Linked DNA regions of Homo sapiens: region 1 is linked to region 2. A link is an interaction called in ENCODE POLR2A ChIA-PET data of the cell type or tissue named here. Cell type or tissue: MCF 10A. All regions are shown on one strand.

Region 1 (4,000 bases), 59 kb after region 2:
AAGAAAGAGTACGTGTACTTTTGTATGATGTATGATTGTTTGAGTTGCAAGCTAAATTAGTCACTTTTCTCATGGAACATCATTTTTACTTGAAAGAATGCCTGCAGACAAACTATGGTTAATCAATCAGATTTGAATACTGGATAGACATTTTCTCAAAAATAAACAAATGAGACTGCCACTTCAAGAAAAACAACTGACAGTATTTATTGCCAATAATAAAATATGAGTTTTCTTTTTTTCTGTTTTTGTATCCAGCTGAAAAATTTGAGTTTTCAAGTGAAAATTAGAATTTGGGAAAACTTGTGTCTACCATGTTGAGCCTGACAGCTTCCTGGTACTGACAGACTTTTCTGATGAGATTGGTGGTAATATTAGCCATATGATTATTCTGTGTTGAGAATAAAATGTATCAACTTTTGGAAAACTGGCATATTCAGTAAATCAATACTTCCCAAATGCCTAATGTAAAAAGTTACAAAATCATGCATAGGTAAAAGATCCACTTAAAGTAGATTTTATTTTTATTTTTTATCTTTTTTTTTTTTTTTTTGAGACCAAGTCTTGTTCGGTCGCCCAGGCTGGAGGGCAGTGGTGCAATCTAGGCTCACTACAAGCTCTGCCTCCCGGGTTCACGCCATTTTCCTGCCTCAGCCTCCCAAGTAGCTGGGACTACAGGCGCCCGCCACCACGCCCGGCTAATTTTTTTTTTTTTTTTAATTTTGTTTAGTAGAGATGGGGTTTCACCGTGTTAGCCAGGATGGTCTCGATCTCCTGACCTCGTGATCCACCCACCTCAGCCTCCCAAAGTGCTAGGATTACAGGCATGAGCCACCATGCCAGGCCTATTTTTTATGTTTTTTGAGACAGAGTTTTGCTTTTGTTGCCCAGGCTGGAGTGCAATGGTGTGATCTCAGCTCACTGCAACCTCTGCCTCCTGGGTTCAAGCAATTCTCCTGCCTCAGCCTCCCAAGCAGCTGGGATTACAGGCGCATACCACCATGCTTGGCTAATTTTTTTATTTTTATTTTTAGTAGAGACAGGGTTTCACCATGTTGGTCGGGCTGGTCTCAAACCCCTGACCTCAAGGGATCCACCCACCCCGGCCTCCCAAAGTGGTGGGATTACTACAAGTGTGAGCCACTGTGCCTGGCCAGACCCATGGAATTTAATGTAACAGAGTATGGAAAATTTATTGACATAGGTGCAGATTTCGTATGGCAACTGACTCTAAAAAACTGCCACTTACTGACTTTTGGTGTAGGGCCAAAGAGTATCTATAATAATTTGAGAAAACTACTAAAATACTCTTCCCAACTGTACATTTGCATGGGGTTGTATTTTCTTCATATACTTCAATTAAAAGTACATATCTCAACAGATTGAATGTAGAACAAATGTGAGAATGTAGAACAAATGTGAGAAGCTATCTCCTATTAAAGAAATTTGCAAAAATGTAAAGGAATATTCTTCTTGGTAAATATTTTTGTTTGGGAAAATAGAAATAACTATTTATTTATTTGTGGAGACAGAGTCTCGCTCTGTTGCCCAGGCTGGAGTGCAGTGGCGCAATTTCATCTCACTGCAACCTCTGCCTTCTGGGTGCAAGCAATACTCCTGCCTCAGCCTCCTGAGTAGCTAGGACTACAGGCGCCCGCCACCACGCCCAGCTAATTTTTTGTATTATTTTTTTTTGTTAGTAGAGACGGGGTTTCACCATGTTGCCCAGGCTGATCTCAAACTCCTGAGCTCAGGCAATCCGCCTGCCTCGGCCTCCCAAAGTGCTAGGATTACAGGCGTGAGCCACCACGCCTGGCTAAATAACACCTTAAAAATTAAAAATAGGCCAGGTGTGGTGGCTCATGCCTGTAATCCTAGCACTTTGGGAGGCTGATGTGGGAGGATTGCTTGAGGCCAGGCGTTTAAAACCAGCCTGGACAGCATAGTGAAACCCCATCTCTACAAAAAGAAAAGAAACAAATTAAAAATAACTATGTTGTTGGGCGTGGTGGCTCACACCTGTAATCCTAGCACTTTGGGAGGCTGAGGCGGGTGGATCACTTGAGCTCAGGAGTTCAATACCTGCCTTGGCAACATGGTGAAACCCTGTCTCTATGAAAAATACAAAAATTAGCCAGGTGTGATGGTGTGTGCCTGTAGTCCCAGCTACTTGGGAGGCTGAGGTGGGAGGATCACATTAGCCCGGGAAGCAGAGGTTACAGTGAGCCGAAATCATGCCTCTGCACTCCAACCTGATCCTACAGAGTAGACCCTGTCTCAAACAAACAAACAAACAGTTATGTCAACATGTAATGGGTTTCCTATTGTGATTTTTAAACAAATAAATAAATATGTTTTAATTTCTCAGTTATGTTTCTAATATAGTAAATATATGGATAATACATGGATATAACCGGCATAAACAAAAACTCTTTGTGGTCCTTAATTGTTCAGAGAATAAAGGGGTCCTAAGAGGTGGAAGTTTAAGAACTGTTTCCTGGGGGGTAAACGTTATTAACCAAAATCTGTGGATTAGAAAACTGAGGTTTAGAGAGGTTTAATGCTTGTGCAGGTCACATAGCCAGTGGGTAGGGAAGTCACAATCCAAGCCTTGCTCACTCTACCACAGGAGGCCACCTTGCAACAGGTCAGCAAGCAAGGGAAAGCCCTCCTGAAGCACAGAGAGATCTAAGTAGGAGATGCTGGAGGCCCTGAAGAGGCAAAGAGCACATCTGGGGTGGGGTGGGGGATCTGCACAGGGAAAGGAACCAGGGAAAGCCTCTCAGAACAGGTGACACCCACGCTGGGATTGGAAAGACAAGTAGGATTTTGACGGTTCAGAAATCATGAGAGACTCCACAAATCAGTATGCTTTATCTCAACCACATCCAGACCTGGGACCAATGAGGACACTCTGATTGACTCTGTTTTGTTTTGTTTTGAGACAGAGTTTCGCTCTTGTCACCCAGGATGGAGTGCAGTGGTGTGATCTCGGCTCACCGCAACCTCCGCTTTCTGCGTTCAAATTATTCTCCTGCCTCAGTCTCCCAAGTAGCTGGAATTACAGGCATGCACCACCATGCCCGGCTAATTTTTTGTATTTTTACAAAAAACCCTTCAAAAAACAAAAATTGATCATTTCAGTTTATTCTGGTGTGGGGGACTGATGACTTATGATACAGGGATGGGGAGATAATTATCTTTACTGTGTATCCTTTTGTACCTTTTGGATTTTATATGTGCACACGGATTAACTATTTACACAAGCATATTAAAGGATGTTTATAAATGAGGTCAAAACCCTGTCTCAAGTAGAGACAGGGTTTCACCATGTTGGCCAGGCTGGTCTCAAACTCCTGACCTCATGTCATCTGCCCGCCTCGGCCTCCCAAAGTGCTGGAATTACAGGTGCAAGGCACTGCGCCCGGCCCACCCTGAATGACTCTAGTAACATAAAAGTGTGACGTGCTCCAGCCAGTCTGAAAGTTCCAGGCTCCTGTCCCTTGCTTGCGTAGGCTATCCTTCCATTAGTATGGGCTCTACAATTCACTAATTTAATTTGAACTTTATAAAAGCCTTGGATGGGAGGCTGAGCGAGTGTCATTGTTCTTATTCTACAGAAGAGAAATTTTGGAGGGAAAGTTGTTTTTTGTTTGTTTGTTTGTTTTTTGTTTTTGTTTTTTTAATATACAAAGAGCTAGCATGGTTTCTTTCACTGGGTGGATGTTTTGGATAATCTATTCAAGCCAGATCACATAGCCTGGCTTAATGAAACCTATATCCTTTGCAGACTGACAGAAACACTGGCAGCACACATTGAGGCTGTATTTCCAAATCAGGCCAGTCCAGTTTGAGCCAACACAAGAGTGAGAACTCTGACCCAATTTTCGAGGCTGGCCCCAGTAGAGCTGCTGGCGTCCCATCTTGAGGTGCACTTTCAGGAGTGCAACGAGGCAAAAGGAAAGAGCTCTGGAAGATAAAATGGAGACTCCAAAAGGTT
Region 2 (4,000 bases):
TTTTGGGAAGCCAGGCGGGGAGGATCACTTAAGGCCAGGAGTTTGAGAGCAGTCCTGGTGACTTGACAAGAACCTATCTCTATTAAAAAAAAAAAAAAAAATTAAACAACAAAAAACTTCTGAAGGAAGGGGGTGTGGTGGCTCACATTGGTAATCCTGGCACTTTGGAAGGCCGAGGTCAGATGACTTCTTGAGACCAGGAGTTCGAAACCAGCCTGATCAACATAGCAAGACCCTACAAAAGAATGTAAAAATTAGCCAGGCATGGTGGCATGCACCTGTAGTCCCAGCTACTCAGAGGAGGCTTAGGTGGGAGGATCCCTTGAGCCCAAAAGTTTGAGGCTGCAGTGAGCTATGACAGCACCACTGCACGCCAGCCTGGGTAACAGAGTGAGACCCTGTCTCTAAAACGAAATAACAAAAAACCCTGTTATACACGAGACTTTTAATATATCCACCTCAAATGCTTTTTGGAAAGAGGCAGGAAAGTACAAATAAACATGTATTTATGAAACAATCTCTATACTTGGATCTCACTTTCTCCAGGCAAGGAACATAAAGGCTGTGTAACTATATAAGAAAAAGTGTTTTTGATAAAATGCCAAGTGGGGAAATAAAAAAGCAGAGCTAATTTTTATGTACACTATGATTACCGCTATCAGAATAATGCAGGCATGAAGATTAAAAATAAAAATAGGTTTCTGAAAATATAAATGGTTATGTTTAGGAGAAAGGGTCTAAGATGGTCATTTTTCTCCCCTAACTTATCTATCTTCTCAAATGGAAACAGAGGCCCATGTGGGTGAAGCAAGTAAGGCAAGCAGAGGCTAGAAACGCAGTGTTCCCCTGGGTGTTCTGATGCATCTCACAGGCCGCCACACGGGGCACAGGGCGCGGGGGCACGGGGGTGGGCTATAGGCCCTATGTGGATCCTGAGGGACCAGCCCCCAGTGGGTGGTGCCATGGATTTCACAGGGTCTTGGATAAAAATGGCTTGTACACTCAAGTCACAGCTGTTTGAGATTCTTGCAATACCCCCGACATGTTCTGATCACTCCCTCACAACTGGGCATCTGGGGAGGGGCACAGAAGGAGGAGGCAGGAGCCATGACCCTGGCTGGCCTCAGATGCCTAGGACTTGGTGGGCAAACTAGTTGCTCCTCATCCCTCCAGCACCAGATCAGAAGCCACTCCCCACGGGAAGCATTCCTCATCCACCTCCAGAAACTACCCCCACGCCCGACCGACAGGCATTCACACCCACCCAGCCTGTACTTCTCCTTCACAAGACACCCTGAAAGCTTGCCCTCGGCACCCATCTACCCCCTGGACCACAAGCCCTGGCCCAGTACAGCTGTGGCTGGTGTGCAGCCCACATCAGCTGAGTGGCCGGCAGAGAGAATGGCTCACCCTCTGCAACACAGCCAAGGTTTAGCCAACTAGGCTAGCAGCTTCCCCGAGTCAGGATCCCCACTGATGCCAGAATGGCTGGCAGCTGCCTTTATTGCCCTGCATCTTTTACGACAAGAGCCCACATCCAGGGCACGGGCGCCTGGGTGGTCTGAGGAGGGGGTAGAGGCAGGGTCCACTGCTCAAATTCCCGCCTAGCCTTGGCGAGCAAGCAGGAGAGGCAGGGCTGACTCACCAGCTCGCAGGTGGAGTGAGCTCATTCCCTTCCAGGGCATCCTTGGAACTGGAAACCCACGGCAGTGATGGTTCCCATGGCAACGGGCCAGCACCTCCTCCACAGCCGCCTTCCCAGGAGCACCATTTGCCTGTGCCCACAGGTCACTTACCCACCCTCCCCAGCCTAAATCTCAGAACTCAGAGTAAGGAGAGGCCTTGAAGGCCAGGCAATGCAGAGCCCTCCTCCCTCCACACCCCAGCCCTGCCTGCTTCCAACCTGAGACTACTTCAACACATTTAAGACCATGAAACTCTCGCCCAACCATGCATCCCTTCTTTGGAAGGCTGTTAGAAATTCTATTCTGAGCCAGATTCCATGTCCACACAACTCTCACCAAGTCCTACTTCTCCCCATTGGGTCAACCCAACACATCCCCTCTTTCAAATGACAGCCTGGAGCCTGCTCTAAGCAGCCCAGGTCAATCAAATAGTCCTGATACAGTTTCTGCCCTTCCGCACCCGCTGTGTGGGTTTCTTTGCATGGGATTATATTGGTCTATAATCCTCTCAATGTGTGGAGTCTAATTCAGGCAGCCACGCACTGAGCAGGTCTCAGGACAAGCCTGGTGCCTGCTACTGCCCTAAAGATGCCCAGAGCTTGTCCCTCACTGATTCACCAGTCCTCACTGTTGCCCACTCCCAAATATCTTTCACTCCAGCTGCACCCAGCCCACTCCTCACTCACCTCCTGCCCCTCCCTCCCCAGAACTTTGCACTCCCTTTTTCTTACCTTTGGTTACACCCTTTGCAGGCCCACCTCCCCTTGACCCTGCCCCCGCACCCGCTTGGCCTGACTCACATATTCCAGATTTGATTTTTAGCTCACATGATCACCTCCTCCAGGAAGTCCTACCTGTCTCCTCCAGGATGGGCTGGAGCCTTCCTTGGAACTCCATTCTCTATACCAGATGTGATATCTTTGTATATGACAAGGAAATTGCCCGTCCCTGGGTCTCTCACTCACAGGCCTCCTTAGAGACAGAGACCATGCATCTGTCCCTCATCTGGAAAGAATGTCTGCTTTATGTTTGTTAAGTCTGGGTGGCAAGCAGGTAGATATTCATTTTATGATTCTCAATGCTTTTTCTTATGTTTGAAATGTCAACTTTAAAAAAAGATGATCCACAGTAAACATGAGTTGAGTAGATGAACTAGGGCTGGCTGCAGTGCCTTCTGCCCCAGTGTGTGTTTGAGAATCTCACGTATCCAGCTGAACTCACCCTTCAGAAACTTTCCTCCCACCTGGGGCTGGAACCCAACACCACCTGGCCAGTTATCCAGAGCAGTTAGTTCAAACCCTCCGGTGAGCACCTGCAACTTGCCTAGCATGGCAGCACCACAAAGATGAGTTTTTATTCATACTATGATATCATTTCTTCTCCGCTTGTCCTTTCTCACTTGAGAAGTTCCTAGCAGTTCACACTAGCACACTAATCTCAGTGCCAATAAAATAGCCCAGATGATTAAATATTACAGGCAATTCTGTTGCTAATTGCTGAAGCTGAGTAATGGGTATATGGGAAATCACTATACTATTCTCTCTACTCCTGTGTGTGAATTTTCCATAAGTTTTAAAAAAATTCATTCATTTATTCATGCAACTAGCATGCATCATGGATAAAGAGAGAAATCAGAATCATCTCCCCAAGAATTTGTAATTTTATTAAATTCTAAATTGCTTGCTACCTTATGCCACCCCAGGAATTAAATATCTATTGGCATTTGTAACATAAAGGTTATGCTGACCCATCAAAGGATGAACAGCAAATAAGGGGCTCCAGCACTGCCTCTCCTGGACTGTGGGGAGAAAAGAGCCTTTCCAACCCTGCCTATTCCACCTACACTTGAAGGCCCCCATGCACAGGGGCGTCATCAAAAGGCAGCAAGCAGCTGCAGGAAGCCAACAGCATCCCTCCAACTTAAAGGCAACTTTCCCTCAAAAAACAGGAGTCAAGTACCCTCCATTCTACCTGAGCCACCCCCACCTCCACTGCTCAACACAGCACGGGGACTTCAGTCTCCACGACCAGAGAGGGGCCACTTCCCTGGTGCACAGGAATGTACGGGTCAGGAGAGAAGTGTATGGGGCCCGGGAGGGTGGAGACTCAGCTCCATCTCTCATGAGGGGCCTCCCTTCTCCAGTCAGGGCTGACAGCTGGTGCTTGCTACCAGAAGGAATGAGCTAGCAGAGAGGAAGCAACTAGGACAGGGGTTAGCAGTGTGGACTCTGGCCAGGCAGCCCTGAAATCAAAGCCCAACTGCCCCACTAAAAGCTGTGAGTTGGGAGAAAATATTTAATCTCTCTAAGCCTCAG

What was found. Peaks named below come from ENCODE experiments on the same cell type or tissue, not always from the same donor. Only the 100,000 strongest peaks of a DNase experiment are listed, where the experiment ranks them.
Region 1: POLR2A ChIA-PET joins it to region 2 with 5 read pairs; 13 of 35 experiments call an interaction of 5 or more read pairs at or near these places.

The regions. Positions count from the first base shown.
Region 1 is chr14:69,019,386-69,023,385 of GRCh38, forward strand. It overlaps the pseudogene RPS29P1. Among named protein-coding and RNA genes, the nearest start is that of ACTN1-DT, 42 kb to the left of the region's middle. In MCF 10A, no CTCF peak of the experiment used is centred here; no DNase peak of the experiment used is centred here.
Region 2 is chr14:68,960,665-68,964,664 of GRCh38, forward strand. The region is part of intron 1 of ACTN1 (actinin alpha 1); the gene reads right to left. It overlaps LOC124903336 (a long non-coding RNA gene), which reads right to left. Exons shown (of 2, transcript XR_007064228.1): 2 at 2,800-4,000. Among named protein-coding and RNA genes, the nearest start is that of ACTN1, 17 kb to the right of the region's middle. RefSeq lists an enhancer at 1,250-1,945. In MCF 10A, no CTCF peak of the experiment used is centred here; a DNase peak (open chromatin) is centred at 1,717.